2 separate regions of the Homo sapiens genome follow, and region 2 is linked to region 1. A link is a contact called in ENCODE Hi-C or POLR2A ChIA-PET data. All regions are on one chromosome and are shown on one strand. The core of a region is the stretch at or near the end of the contact, and the rest is flanking DNA. Distances in the headings are between cores, read along the strand shown.

The links. A loop is a pair of places that touch in the nucleus more often than their neighbours do. ChIA-PET counts read pairs that join two places held with the same protein, here RNA polymerase II (POLR2A). Pooled maps may share reads with other maps.
Region 2: a map of CD4-positive, alpha-beta T cell shows a loop between it and region 1 (4-fold over the local background). The contact joins the enhancer-like site here to the promoter of CFAP410 in region 1. A Hi-C loop is called at or near these places in 1 of 168 maps with a recorded cell type or tissue (CD4-positive, alpha-beta T cell) and 4 of 50 pooled maps. POLR2A ChIA-PET finds 5 or more read pairs at or near these places in 3 of 52 experiments (CD4-positive, alpha-beta memory T cell, common myeloid progenitor, CD34-positive and naive thymus-derived CD8-positive, alpha-beta T cell).

The regions. Positions count from the first base shown.
Region 1 is chr21:44,337,875-44,344,971 of GRCh38, forward strand. It overlaps CFAP410 (cilia and flagella associated protein 410), which reads right to left and starts at 1,516. Exons shown (of 7, transcript NM_004928.3): 1 at 1,244-1,516. The coding sequence starts at 1,320. RefSeq lists silencers at 685-804, 1,105-1,474 and enhancers at 1,475-1,694, 3,557-4,199, 4,200-4,843, 5,586-6,141.
Region 2 is chr21:44,085,353-44,092,449 of GRCh38, forward strand. TRAPPC10 (trafficking protein particle complex subunit 10) reads left to right here. Exons shown (of 23, transcript NM_003274.5): 16 at 1,450-1,608; 17 at 2,347-2,576; 18 at 4,481-4,581; 19 at 6,571-6,697. Among named protein-coding and RNA genes, the nearest start is that of PWP2, 18 kb to the right of the region's middle. Within about 2 kb of position 4,224, at least 9 of the 41 ENCODE cell types and tissues checked have a DNase peak (open chromatin) inside an H3K27ac peak, as active enhancers do; they include CD4-positive, alpha-beta T cell, where a contact is called at or near this core.

The DNA.
Region 1 (7,097 bases), core at 266-2,765:
CGTTGGGGTGGTACTTTTTAGATAAGGAGCAGCAGGGTTGCTCCATTTGTAAGACACAAAAAGATGAACTCTTCCTCATGGTCCCTGAGTAGCAGAAGGTTCATTTCTCTCACTGACAGACATAAACAAGGGCGTCTTTATAAGAGGTCAAGTTCAAAGGGTGAACAGGCAACTTATGAAGCAAACTTTAAAAGCCTGAAACAGGGTTGTTGTTTCTCCCAGCTTAGTGGGAGTACTGACCACCCCATGCAAAACAAAGAAATGCATTATTGAAAGCAAATGACACGGGAATTGTAGCCAAAACACCAGATATGCCAGGGCAGAGAGAAAAGCTTTTTAATTAACAGGGAAGAGCTCACTCTGGGCAGTCTGCGGACACCCCTGGGAGGAAGCGTCTGCTCTCGCTGACCCCCACACCCGCCTGCACGGTGAGGCCAGTTGACACGGCGCGGTCACTCTGCTGAGTCCCCAGGGAACCCTGGAGATCTTGCAGGCCTCAACTCCAGGCTCCCTCTTCTGGAAGCTCCTGGTCTTCCTTGGCTCAGTGAGACTCAGCATTACCTGCCTTTCAGCCTGCCTGGGTCCCACCGCACCCACGTCCCTTCCTGTCACCTGCTAGGAGTACCCTGGGAACGGCCGCCCCCAGTACTGATTACCAACGTGTTTCCTGACTCAGTCCTGGAAAGCTCAGTTCTCTCTCCTATTCGACTTGGTCCCAGTGACTGCTGGCAACCCCAGACAACAGACCCAGCCCACAGGGCACCCGGGGCAAAGGCGGGCCGGGAAATGGGGGGGGGCCCAGGCGACCCCGACCCCCGGCCTCCTCCCCTCCCTCACCCGCGGCTCCTTCGCCGCCCTCGCCCCTGCCCCTCCCCCCTTCCACTCCGCCCCCGCCCCGCCCCGCCCCGGCTCCTCCCTCCGGCTCCGCCCTCGTCCCGCCCCGGCTCCTCCCTCCGGCTCCGCCCTCGTCCCGCCCCGGCTCCTCCCTCCGGCTCCGCCCTCGTCCCGCCCCGGCTCCTCCCTCCGGCTCCGCCCTCTCCCCGCCCCGGCTCCGCCCTCTCCCCGCCCCGGCTCCGCCCTCTCCCCGCCCCGGCTCCTCCCTCCGGCTCCGCCCTCGTCCCGCCCCGGCTCCTCCCTCCGGCTCCGCCCTCTCCCCGCCCCGGCTCCTCCCTCCGGCTCCGCCCTCGCCCCGCCCCGGCTCCTCCCCCCACCCCGGGGCGGCCGCGGCCAGGCCCCGCCTCACCAGCAGTTGAGCTTGCGCACGCTGTGCAGCTCCGAGGCCTTGGCCCGGGTCAGAACCATCTTCCGCGTCAGCTTCATGGCGGCCGCCCAGGCCCGACCGGCGGGCGCCCCCGGCCTCCTGATCCCGGGCGGGTGACGACTGCGCGGCGCGTGTCTCCAGGGGCGGGGCCCGCGTCGTCAGGGGCGGATCCTGAGCCGATTGGCGGCTCGGTGAGGAGAGCGGGGCGACGCGAGCCCGCTGGGGCCGCTTGGGCGCCGCTGACACGTTGGCTCTGCTCCTGCTCATGCGCGGCCTGGGGCGCCCTTCTCTGACGCGATTCTAACGCGACCCCGGAAGCGCGCAGCGAGCAGAGGGTGGGTGCAGGTGGCGGTCCCCGAGTCGGCCCAGTGAGGGCTGAACTGCTGCTCCCAGGAACCGAGCGGGGTGGGCTCGGTCCGACGCGCATCATGGCCGAGTGCCTAGGCCTGACTCTGAGCGCAGGCCTAGCGTGGATGGCATGGGCGCTACACAGCTCCAAGTTACGCGATTCAAACTCTTGGAATAAACCCAGGGCAGCCCTGGGGCTGTGTTGATTCCTTGTCTCCCTCCCTCCCAGCATTTACAGAAAAGACGCATTTATAGGAAAGACGCACGGGCAGGTCCAGCAGAGCCCTTACAAGCATTTCAACCTTTTAGAAATCAGATAAGACCCTCTAAACATCGTTACATGGGCCACAGTTACATTAAGACAGGCGTTCTGACGTTCTGAAACCGCCTTTGCAAAAAATTGTATCGGTGAGAGAAGGTTGGCCTTGAAGGAGATCTGGCCAACCCCCATCTTGCCTTTGGCCTTAAAACTGCCCTTAATTATTCCTGGATAAGCAAAGGTAACTTTGGGAGACATTTATAGTTTAAGTGATAGCAGCCCTTCCTCAAAACTAAACAGCCTTTGTAAAGCTAATGAGACCACTGAAACCGCCTTTGCAAAAATCATAACTGAAGAAATTATGACAGGGGAAGATCTCCTCACCCACCCCATCTTCCTGCTATCCTCTAAGCTGCTTTTGTTCATTCCTGGGTGTAGACCAGACTAGCCTTGGGAAGGAATTTAGTTTATAGATTAAACTGAAACAAAATTGATAATAGCCCTTTCCCAAAAAAACCCTTCTTGCCTGGGGACCAGTCTGCCTTTGTAGGACTAACAAATTAAGCTACGAGATTAAAAATTACAGTTTAGGGGCCATGCAACCTCTGGCGGCAAGAGTCTGAACCTCCCCAAATTGCTTCTGGGAATAACATCACTGTTGCAAAACTTAAGGTCAGTGCTTGAAATATTTTGTAGACCCTGCATTCAGATGCAGCAGATGACACCACCCAAACGGATAATCTGGCTCAACCATGTGTGTGATCCCACCCAGGGACAGAAGTCAGCCAGAACTCATTTTGACCCCCTATGATTTAATCTTCGACCTGACCAATCAGCACTCACCACTTTCTGAGCCCATACCCGCCAAATTATCCTTAAAAACACGGATCCCCGAATGCTTGGGGAGACTGATTTGAGTGATAATAAAACTCTGCTCTCCTGCACAGCCAGCTCTGTGTGTATTACTCTTTCTCCATTGCAATTCCGTTGCCTTGATAAATCGGTTCTGTCTAGGCAGTGGGCAAGGCGAACCCATTGGGCGGTTACACTACCAGCCTAGAAGGATAGAGGAGCATGAATTCCACTAAGATGCAGATGTAAACATTCGTCAGCCATTATTCTGGAGGTCACAAGATAAGCTACTTCCCCAATTACTCCTGCAGGTAACATCACTATTGTACCTTTGCAGGTTTCTTGCATGTCTCACACGGATGGATCCAGCTAAATGTCTTGCCAACAGCTCCTGTGGCCCCACCCAGAAGCCATGCAGCACAAAAGGACCAAAAGGACAGCTAGATTTCATCTCGCACCTAACCAATCAGCACTCCCCATGCCCTAGCCCCCTGTTCACCAAACTACCTTTGAACAACCCCTAACCCATGAGCCTTCAATTGTAACCGAGCAGCTTAGCAGCTGTGAATCCAAAATATCTGAGACAGGACTCAATCTGTTTAGAAAGTTTATTTTGTCAAGGTTAAGGACAAGCCCATGACACAGCCTCAGGAGGTCCTGATGACATGTGCCCTGGGTGGCTGGGGCACAGCTTGCTTTCATACATTTTTAGGGAGACATGAGACATCAATCAATATGTGTAAGATGGAAAAAGAAGAAAAAATATATGTATAAGATGTACATTAAGCCGGGCGCGGTGGCTCACGCCTATAATCCCAGTACTTTGGGAGGCTGAGGCAGGTGGATGGCCTGAGGTCAGGAGTTCGAGACCAGCCTGGCCAACATAGTGAAACCCTGTCTCTACTAAAAATACAAAAAATTAGCTGGGCGCGGTGGTGGGTTTCACTCGTGTCCATGTGAAGAGACCACCAAACAGGCTTTGTGTGAGCAATCAAGCTGTTTATTTCACCTGGGTGCAGGTGGGCTGAGTCTGAAAAGAGAGTCAGTGAAGGGAGATAAGGGTGGGGCCGTTTTATAGGATTTGGGTAGATAAAGGAAAATTATAGTCAAAGGGGGGTTGTTCTCTGGCGGGCAGAGTGGGAGTCACAAGGTGCTCAGTAGGGGAGCTTTTGAGCCAGGATGAGCCAGGAGAAGGAATTTCACAAGACAATGTTATCAGTTAAGGCAGGAACAGGCCATTTTCACTTCTTTTATGGTGGAATGTCATCAGTTAAGGCGAGAACCAGCCATCTGGATGTGTACGTGCAGGTCACAGGGGACATGGTGGCTTAGCTTGGGCTCAGAGGCCTGACAGTGGGCGCCTGTAATCCCAACTACTTTGGAGGCTGAGGCAGGAGAATCGCTTGAACCCGGGAGGCAGAGGTTGCAGTGAGCCGAGACTGTGCCATTGCACTCCAGTCTGCGCAACAAGAGCGAGACTCCGTCTTAAAAAAAAAAAAAAGATGTACATTAGTTCAGTCTGGAAAGGCAGGACACCTTGAAGGCCGGGTGGGGTTGTGGGGGTGGAGGGAGGCTTCCAGCTTCCAGGTCATCGGTGGATAAGAGACAAAAGATTGCATTCTTTTGAGTCCTTTCACTGAATACACAATTTGGTCTAGCTTAGTAAATCTGCATTTTTACATAAACAATAAGGCAGAGAAAGCAAACAGATAGGCATGTGTCTCCGGTGAGCAGGGGGATGACCTCCTGTCCCACACCTGTGAAGATCAGCTATCAGTTTACATTCCAGGGTGAAATTCAACAGAACTGTTTGAGGGTAAAGATCTTGAGGCCCACAAGGAATTTCCTTGTGGGCAAATTGTGAGGGAGCTTCATAGCTTTTTATCTTTGTAGCGATCTTATTTAGGAATAAAATTGGAGGCAGGTTTGCCTGATGCATTTTCCAGCTGACTTTTCCCTTGACTTAGTGATTTTAAGGTCTTGAGCTTTATATTCCTTTCACACAGCTAAGCCTCAAACCATGTTTTAAAACTTTTTCCCCTTTCCCCTTTCCTCCTCCTCCACCCTAGTCTGAAGATGTAACTGAGACAAGCTGCTTGTGTTACCTTCCATCTTGAAATACAGCCTGGGAATGTGAACCTCCACTCCGTTCCCATCCTGTGCTCTCAGGCCTTATGCACATTTAGTTTACCTGGATGCCTGTTAAGCACACACCATGCTCACTTATCTGGTCATCTCTTTGCTTGGAAGCTTCAGGGGTCAGCTCCTGAAAGGGACCGGACACCTCATTCTGTCTCCAACAAGATTACTTCAAGGCCAGAACTCACTCTCGGCCTTGAAGTAATTGAGGACTAAACTCTGATTTTTCTTTTTTTATCTTGCCCAAATTCCTAAAGGGCATGGACAGTCATGCCCTACAAACCATAAATTCTCATCAGATGGGTTTTATTTAACCTTCTATATCGTGGTGTTGACAAAAAGAGTCAAACTCTGTAAAATATTTTAAGAGATTTATTCTGAGCCAGATATGAATGACCATGGCCCGTGACGCAGCCCTCAGGAAATCCTGAGAACATGTGTCCAAGGTGGTCGGGGCACAGCTTGGTTTTTTACTTTTTAGGAAGGCATGAGACAGCAATCTAATACATTTAAGAAATACGTTGGTTTGATTCAGAAAGGCGGGACAACTCAAAGTGGGGGCTTCCAGGCTATCGGTGAATTTAAACATTTTCTGGTTGACGGTTGAGTTTGTCTAAAGACCTGGGATCCATAGAAAGGAAATGCTCAGGTTCAGATAAAAGACTGTGGAGACCGCTGGGCACGGGGGCTCACGCCTGTAATCCCAGCACTTTGGGAGGCCGAGGCGGGCGGATCGCGAGGTCAGGAGATCGAGACCATCCTGGCTAACACGGTGAAACCCTGTCTCTACTAAAAATACAAAAAACAAACAAAAAAATTAGCTGGGCATGGGGGCGGGCGCCTGTAGTCCTAGCTACTCGGGAGGCTGAGGCAGGAGAATGGTGTGAGCCCGGGAGGCGGAGCTTGCAGTGAGCCGAGATTGCGCCACTGCACAGAAAAAAAGAAAAAAAAAGACTGTGGGGACCAAGGTTCTTTTGAAGTCTTTAATGGCTGCCCTTAGAGACAATCGATGACGAATGTTTCCTATTCACACCTTTAAAAGGTGCTAGACTCTCAGTTAATCTCGTCAGGATTGGGAGGGCCTGGAAGAAAAAGATCAAGCTATGTGAATAGAGATTCCTTCCAGATGCACATTTTCTCCCACAAAGGACGGCTTTGCAGGAGCGTCTCAAAATATGGCAGGAAACATGTTTCGGGGTAAAATATTTTGATTTTATTCCTTGTCATGTTATGCCAGAGTCAGATTGGAAAGTAAGTTATGACATATAGGGTTAAATAAAACCCGTCTGATGAGAATTTATGGTTTGTAGGGCATGACTCTCCATATCCCTTAGATAGGAATATAGGCAAGAAAAAAAATCAGAGCTGGCCAGGCGTGGTGACTCACACCTGTAATCCCAGCACTTTGGGAGGCCAAGACGGGCAGATCACGAGGTCAGGAGATTGAGACCATCCTGGCTAACATGGTGAAACCCCGTCTCTACTAAAAATACAAAAAATTACCTGGGCGTGGTGGTGGGCACCTGTAGTCCCAGCTACTTGGGAGGCTGAGGCAGGAGAATGGCGTGAACCTGGAGGGCGGAGCTTGGCAGTGAGCCGAGATCGCGCCACTGCACTCCAGCCTGGGCCACAGAGCGAGAATCCACCTCAAAAAAAAAAAAAAAAAAAATCAGAGCTTAGTCCTCAGGTTGGTGTAAGATGTGGGATGACAGAAAAGTCTCAGAGCAGTGCCTTCTGAGCTCTTCTACACCAAGCAGGCAGAATGTTCACTGCTAATGAGTCTGGAGCTGGTCCCCAGCAGTGGTAGGAAGCTTCCAACAGGCTCAGGCTGTGGGTGCTTGCAGGGGCACAGTGTGACGGCCACGGGCCTCAGAGCTCTGGTGGGCTCACGAAGGCTCCACTGGACCTACGTCACAGCCTTGGCCCCCTGCCCAGCCCTGGGCCTCCCTTCTTACAGGGGGTGAGTTAGGCACGCTGCTCCCCAGTAAATCTCAGGGGGCTACACACAGAGCCTGCTTCCCAGAGACACGCAGAGTGGGGGACACAGGAGCTTCCTGTCGAGTCTTTGAAGCAAGGCCACCACCGCCATCACCAGGCACACAGGGCCGACACCCGCTTTGTGGTTTCAGCCAGTGGGTCGGGGTTTCTGGCTTGCAGCTAGGGATACTGCTGAGGACAAGGTACCATGGATCAACCGCTGCTCCCTCCTGCCCTGACAGCTGGGAGCTCTGCAGGGCT
Region 2 (7,097 bases), core at 2,974-5,473, 250 kb before region 1:
CAGGGTTTCATAAATATGTATATAATTTCCTGCTTAGAAGTACGTTTCAAATGCTAAACACTAGATTTAGTTAGGATCTATACTCAGATCCCAGCACTTTGGGAGGCCAAGGCTTTGAGACCAGCATGGGTAAGCCAGTCGGGGCAGGATGACAAAACCCCATCTCTGCAAAATAAAAAAATGAAGTAAATTAGCTGGGTGTAGTCGTGCGCCACGGCCTCTAGTCCTAGCTACAGGCTGGAGCCCCAGCTGAGGCTCCTGCCTCAGCCTCCTGAGCCCAGGAGTTTGAGGCCTCAGGGAGCTGTGATTGCGCCACTGTTCTCCAGCGTGGGTGACAGAACAAAACTCCATCTCTTAAAAAAAAAAAAAGTTTTCCTTTGAAAGGGTTGATTAAACTTGTCCGTCTGGCATGGCATTTGAGAAATTCAAAGCTATTGTCCTTTCTGATAAGTTCTAAAATTGGAAGGAGTTGCTATAAACAAATGATTGAAGAACATGTGGCAGCTGAACAAGAGTGAGTGAATGTCTCCTTTGTTCGGGCTAGCAACGATTTATTTATTTGCCTGTTTCTTCTACGTGGAAAAAAATCACAAAGGGCATTTTTCTGTTATTCCCCCATTCCCCCTATTTTTCTGCATTTGTGCCTCTTGTGTGGCCACCAGCAAAGGCTGTCAGATGTGGGACACAGCAGTCAGTCTCTCCAGTGATTCTTCCATTGGAACATTGTGTAGAGAAGCTGAACTCGATTCCCGCAGGGGAGCCGAAGCACCAGCCAGCAGGCCCTGCCCTCCCCATGGCCCAGCGGCTGCAGTGCCAGGCTCATGGCCTGGCTCCTGCTTCCTGCCTAGTGTCCCCTGTCTCTGTCCACTCTCCCCCCGGTCCTGGTATCTTGCCTGCCTTCTGTCTTCCCTGCAGCAGGATTCTCAGAGGCCTCAGCTCACTCCTGCCTCTCATTGCTGTCTTGGAGTGAGGGGGAGCCACCTGACTGCTGACTGTTCTTAACCCAAAAGCCCGTGGCCTGAAGCTGAAAAATCCAGAGAAGGTTTTGAATATTTGAGCAGCACCAGCACAGTCAAGTTTTCTTTACAGTCTCTTCTTAAGCCTCATTATGTGATTCTCTTCTACTACTAATGGGCAGGCAAATTTTGTGACCCTCAGAGACGTAGTCATGATCATAATCCCTGACTTGCTGAACCAAGATGGGTATAAGACTCCTTGACTCACAGGATTCTTTTTTCCCCAGCAAGGTTCTCCTTCAACCCTGTAGTCCACATCATTGAGATGAAAAGTTAGGGCAGAAGGGAATGGAAGTAGAAGGAATTCATGGAGATCCCAAAGGAGCAAATCTTTCATAGTAAAAGAAATAGAGCCCCTTTCACCCCATTGCGGGCCCTGAGATGCTGTCTTCCGGTTGGCAGCGGTGCTGAGCCACGATCTCTTTTCCTTTAGATAGCCTTCTGGCAGGCATTCCTCAGAGAGTCAAGTTCACTGTCACTACCGGCCATTATACGATAAAGAATGGAGACAGCCTGCAGCTTAGCAATGCCGAAGCCATGCTCATCCTGTGCCAGGCGGAGAGCAGGGCTGTGGTCTACTCCAACACGAGAGGTGAGGTGCCGCCCACCCAGGCCCAAGGAGGATGCCCACCTTGCCCTGCACTGTGTGGGTGTGAGGGTGAGCCTGGCCTTGCTGCCATCCTGCTGAGCGCCCCTCAACAGTGTCTGGAGTCCGTGTTCCATAGGAGCCCTGCGGCCTGATGCCTGTGCTGGGGTCCCATCTGAGGTGATAAACTGAGAGTGGTTCACACGCTGAGTGGCCGAGCAGTGCTTGTCTGGCTGAGGATTAGGAGATGGGGGTCACGGCTGGGGTCACGTTCCATGGTGATGCCTGCCAGACCCTGTCCCCCTTGGGCTGGCCCTGCTCCCGAGAAGCAAAAGCAGAGCAGCCCTTGCAGGTGCTGTTGAGAGCCCTGAGCACTCCCATCCTCCCAGCCACGAGGAAGGGGAAGGGGAGGACCCTGCTCCCCTGGGGTGGGGGTGGATCTGCGGATGAGCTGGAACGGGAGAAAGTCATGCAGGGACCTACACAGGACTTGGGTGGGCCCCGTGGGAAATGCCCTTTTCCTCTCTTCAGATTGAGATCAATGATGGGTCTGGGCGCCTGCCTGCCGGCTTTCACACAGGGCTGCTCTGTCCTAGGGGCCTTGTTCTTGGGTTTGCCTGCCAGGTGCGCAGGAGCGGGAGAGGTTGAGCAGTGGCCTCACTGCTGGGCCATCACCTGCTGTAAGGAAAAGGACAAGTGAAACCGAGGGAACAGCTTTGAAGTGACTTTTTCTGTCCTTCGTAGAACAGTCTTCTGAGGCCGCGCTCCGGATTCAGTCCTCCGACAAGGTCACGAGCATCAGTCTGCCTGTTGCGCCTGCGTACCACGTGATCGAATTTGAACTGGAAGTTCTCTCTTTACCTTCAGCCCCAGCACTCGGAGGGGAGAGTGACATGCTGGGGATGGCAGAGCCCCACAGGAAGCATAAGGACAAACAGAGAACTGGCCGCTGCATGGTTACCACAGACCACAAAGTGAGTAGGGACAGTGGAGGAGCTTAGCTTGTGGGGCGTCCGCCGCCCGCCTGCCTGCTGGGAAAGGCGATGTAGCGATGCCTGCTGTTAGCCTGGCTCCTTCTGATTCCCGATGCCCTGGGCATGTGTTTAGCAGTTCTGTCTGTCTGTGAATCACCCTTTCTTAGATAAGGGGTGCATTTTTTGCAAGGGCAGAGACAAGCCAGCTCTACCTTTCCCTCTCAGTTCCAGGGGCCAGGGAGTTTGCTGTAAGAGGTTAGGGCCGGCTTAGGCATGAGGGGCGTAAAACTTGGGTCATGTCCATTAGACCGGTGACGAGGCCAGAGGAGGTCTGTGTCGTGTGTGCCTCGGTGTCTGTCCACTGAAACTCATAAGCTCAGCCACGGAGGAGCTGTCTCATTTTAGGCTTTGGTGCTGGTACTTACTGACAGTTACTTGAGAAAGATGTGATTTCGGTCCCAGAGCCACAGGATATCAGCTCATGGAATGTGTCGCTGCATCATGTTACTCAGGGTGTGCCCAAGTCTCGTAGCCCAGAAATCAATCCTGAGGGCCCTGAAACAGCCCAGGGGCCGCAGTATACGCCCAAGAGCAGCGGGGGCAAAGGGCAAGGCATGCCGTCTTTCCAAAGCACGGAGTCACCAGACAAGTCCACGCCTGAAGACGAATGTTGTAATGTTCAGCTTTTGAAGAACCTGAGGAAGTGTCTTTCCCTTAACTCACACAGACGTTCACCATTCACGAAGGTGGCGCTTAGCTCAGCAGGAGCGCGCAGCACTGGTGGCACCTGTGCTATGTGCCGTGTTATCCCGCTCTTCCCTGGCGCTGGTGGCACCTGTGCTGTGTGCCGTGTTATCCCACTCTTCCCTGGCGCTGGCGGCACCTGTGCTGTGTGCCATGTTATCCCACTCTTCCCTGACACTGGCGGCACCTGTGCTATGTGCCGTGTTATCCTCTCTTCCCTGGCGCTGGCGGCACCTGTGCTGTGTGCCGTGTTATCCCACTCTTCTCTGGCGCTGGCGGCACCTGTGCTGTGTGCCGTGTTATCCTCTTTTCCCTGGCACTGGCGGCACCTGTGCTGTGTGCCGTGTTACCCCGCTCTTCCCTGGCGCTGGTGGCACCTGTGCTATGTGCCGTGTTATCCTCTCTTCCCTGGCGCTGGTGGCACCTGTGCTATGTGCCGTGTTATCCTCTCTTCCCTGGCGCTGGTGGCACCTGTGCTGTGTGCTGTGTTATCCTCTCTTCCCTGGCGCTGGTGGCACCTGTGCTATGTGCCGTGTTATCCTCTCTTCCCTGGCACTGGCGGCACGCACGCTGTGTGCTGGGGTATTCACCTCTTCCCTGTGGGGAATAAGGCTTGAGACTTGCTTCCTTCCTGCCCTTAAGGGATGTAATAGCTTTGTCCTCACTGTGCCCCTAAACTGATTTGGTTTTCAGTTACATATTCAGCCTCACATGGATTAAATGCTTAGATAATTCATTAACTATGGAGTAGTTACTGATTGGCTAATGTCATCTGGAAATACATGACTGAAAGCACTTTGTCAAAACCCTGTGCACATTGCAACATGCATGGCTCCGCGGCCCTGCGTGTATGGGAGCAGCAGGTGGGTCTGCTGCTTAGAGGACGGCTGTGCTCTTCCGCCGTTGAGGTGACTCTGGTGATGTGTGCATGTCTTGCCAGTTCTGCGTTCGTTTCTCTTGTCTGTATGCATAGCTTCCTGTTTCTCGTTGGTTTGTGTATGTGTTGGGTAAGGCTTTGCTTCCTGGATAATGAGTGGTTGAAGCCATAATAAAATGTCTAGGGCGTGGGCGGGCACTGCAGGTGAGTCTGGGCAGCAGTGGTGGTGGCTGTGCTGTCCGTCGGCGAGTGGTCTGAGAGTGTCTTTGTGCTTCCTCCTCAGGTGTCGATTGACTGCCCGTGGTCCATCTACTCCACAGTCATCGCACTGACCTTCAGCGTACCCTTCAGGACCACACACAGCCTCCTGTCCTCAGGAACACGGTAACGGAGGCGTAGCGTGCGGGCCCTGGCTTCTTTCCCCAGACTCTTCTAAGTGGAGGTTCCTAATGTTCAAAACTGGCCTTCGTGGTGACCAAGGATGTCTTCTTATGTGACCACAAGGCCATTGTTTGTGTCTTAAAATCCACAATTCCCTGGTGTCCTGTGACATCCAGTTCATATTCAGGTTTTCCCAACTGTCTGAAAATGACCTTTTATGGTTGCTTTGTGTGACTTGGGGTCCAAAATCTCCATCAGACCACTAGATCTCTGTTCATCCTTTCTTCCCTGTTTTCAAGCCATCGACTTGTTCACTTGCAGGCCAGGTTTCCTCTGGACGCCCGCCTTTCTGGATCTGGCTGGATTTGTTAACTAGTTCTCCTGTCCCTGTATTTCTTGTCAATTGCCTGCAACCTCTAGAACAGGAGCTTTTAAGCTCAGCATTAGTGACATTTTGGGCTAGATAACTCTGTTGTAGGGGCTTTCCTGTGTGCTGTAGGGTGTTGAGCAGCACCCCAGGCTCTCCCATGAGATGCCAGTAGCACTCCCCACCTGCAGGTGTGGCAGCCACAGATGTCTGTAGACACTGCCCAGTGTCCTCTGGGTGGGGCGGACGTGCCCCAGTGGAAAACAGCTGCCCTAAAGGCTTGAGTAGACTCCAGTTCTGCTTTGAGGCAGGCGGGGCTGTGTGCTTCCTGTTGACTGCACCGGGAGGCCCACGGTGTCCAGGTGTCCTACCTTAGTGACGGTGCTAGCGTTGATCAATGGGCTCGGGATGCTAGCCTGGCCTCTCACCACAACTTTTTATCCATTGATGATGTGTGGATAATTTGGAAACAAAAACGTCAGACCCATGTTTAGAATGGAACATTATACTAGCAGCTTTTTTCCCCTTCAAATCACAGCAAAGGGAACTGTAGATATTAATAGTTAAAAACATCAATAATCTCTAAAAGAACCTTATTAAAAAATTATTTTTCAGCCGGGCGTGGTGGCTCATGCCTGTAATCCCAGCACTTTGGGAGGCCGAGGCAGGCGGATCACGAGGTCGGGAGTTCAAGACCAGCCTGACCAACATAGTGAAACCCCGTCTCTACTAAAAATACAAAAATTAGCCGGGCATGGTGGCGGGCGCCTGTAATCCCAGCTACTCGGGAGGCTGAGGCAGGAGAATCACTTGAACCTGGGAGGCAGAGGTTGCAGTGAGCTGAGATCGTGCCATTGCACCCCAGCCTGGGCGACAAGAGCAAGACTCTGTCTCAAAAAATAGTAACTATTATTAATATTTTCAAAGTTTTGCATGTAATGGAAATGGATATAAGCCCCGCCTATCATCTCTCAATGGAGAGTCTTCACCTGTAATGAGGAGGGCTGCTGCTGTCTCCCCGTGGCTCCCCAAAGGCCAGTGAGGGTGACCAGCCATGATCACTTAATAAGGCTGGTCAGAAACTATATTCTTTCTTCCATTGCCTCACAGAACTTGCCTCTTTAAAAACTTTTTTTATTTATTTTTATTTGTTATTTTTTTGAGATGGAGTCTCGCCCTGTCACCAGGCTGGAGTGCAGTGGCGTGATCTCAGCTCACTGCAACCTCCACCTCCCAGGTTCAAGCAATGCTCGTGCCTCAGCCTCCCGAGCAGCTGGGATTACAGACACGTGCCACCACGTCTGGCTAATTTTTATATTTTTAGTAGAGATGGGGTTTCACCATGTTGGCCAGGATGGTCTCAATCTCCTGACCTCATAATCTGCCCACCTCGGCCTCCCAAAGTGCTGGGATTACAGGCGTGAGCCACCGTGCCCGGCCAAAAAGGTTTATTTTCTGGCACTTTTCGGTGTGAAATCTGAAGGGAAACTTATGCAACAACTTAGCTTACTTTGCTTTGTTGCTTTTTTGATTCCCCAGGCAGAGAGGGTCTCCTTAACAAAGCTAAGATATATTTAATAAAGTTCTTACATATCAAAATAATACTTTTTGTTTTTCCACTTTAGGAAATATGTTCAAGTTTGTGTCCAGAATTTGTCAGAACTTGACTTTCAGCTGTCAGATAGTTATCTTGTAGATACCGGTGATAGTACCGACCTGCAACTAGTACCACTGAACACGCAGTCCCAGCAGGTAAACATTGTGTAGACCTGAGCATAAACTTCTCAACAGAGAACCAGAGTGTACGGAAATGATGTAGTATGTGTTGCGACTGAGCCTTTAGATAGAACAGCTGCACTGCTGATGAGTAAAGGCTCCTGTGCAGCTCCTCCGGCTGCCCTGAGGCTGGATCGAGGCTTGCTCCTGAGTAAGCGGGTGGCTGGATGGATGAATTCTTCTTTTTAGAAGAATTAAATCTGAAACTGGTCCCACTCTATGCGTAGACGTGTGCAGATCCAAGCTTCTGTTTGAACGCACTGTTGATTGCATGGGCACTGCTCCACTCTGCCCAGAGCCTGATGCCTGCCAGTGCCAGAGCGATGGTGCCCGACACCTTGGTGCCTTTGTAAAAGAGCCATGCTTGTGCCTGCAT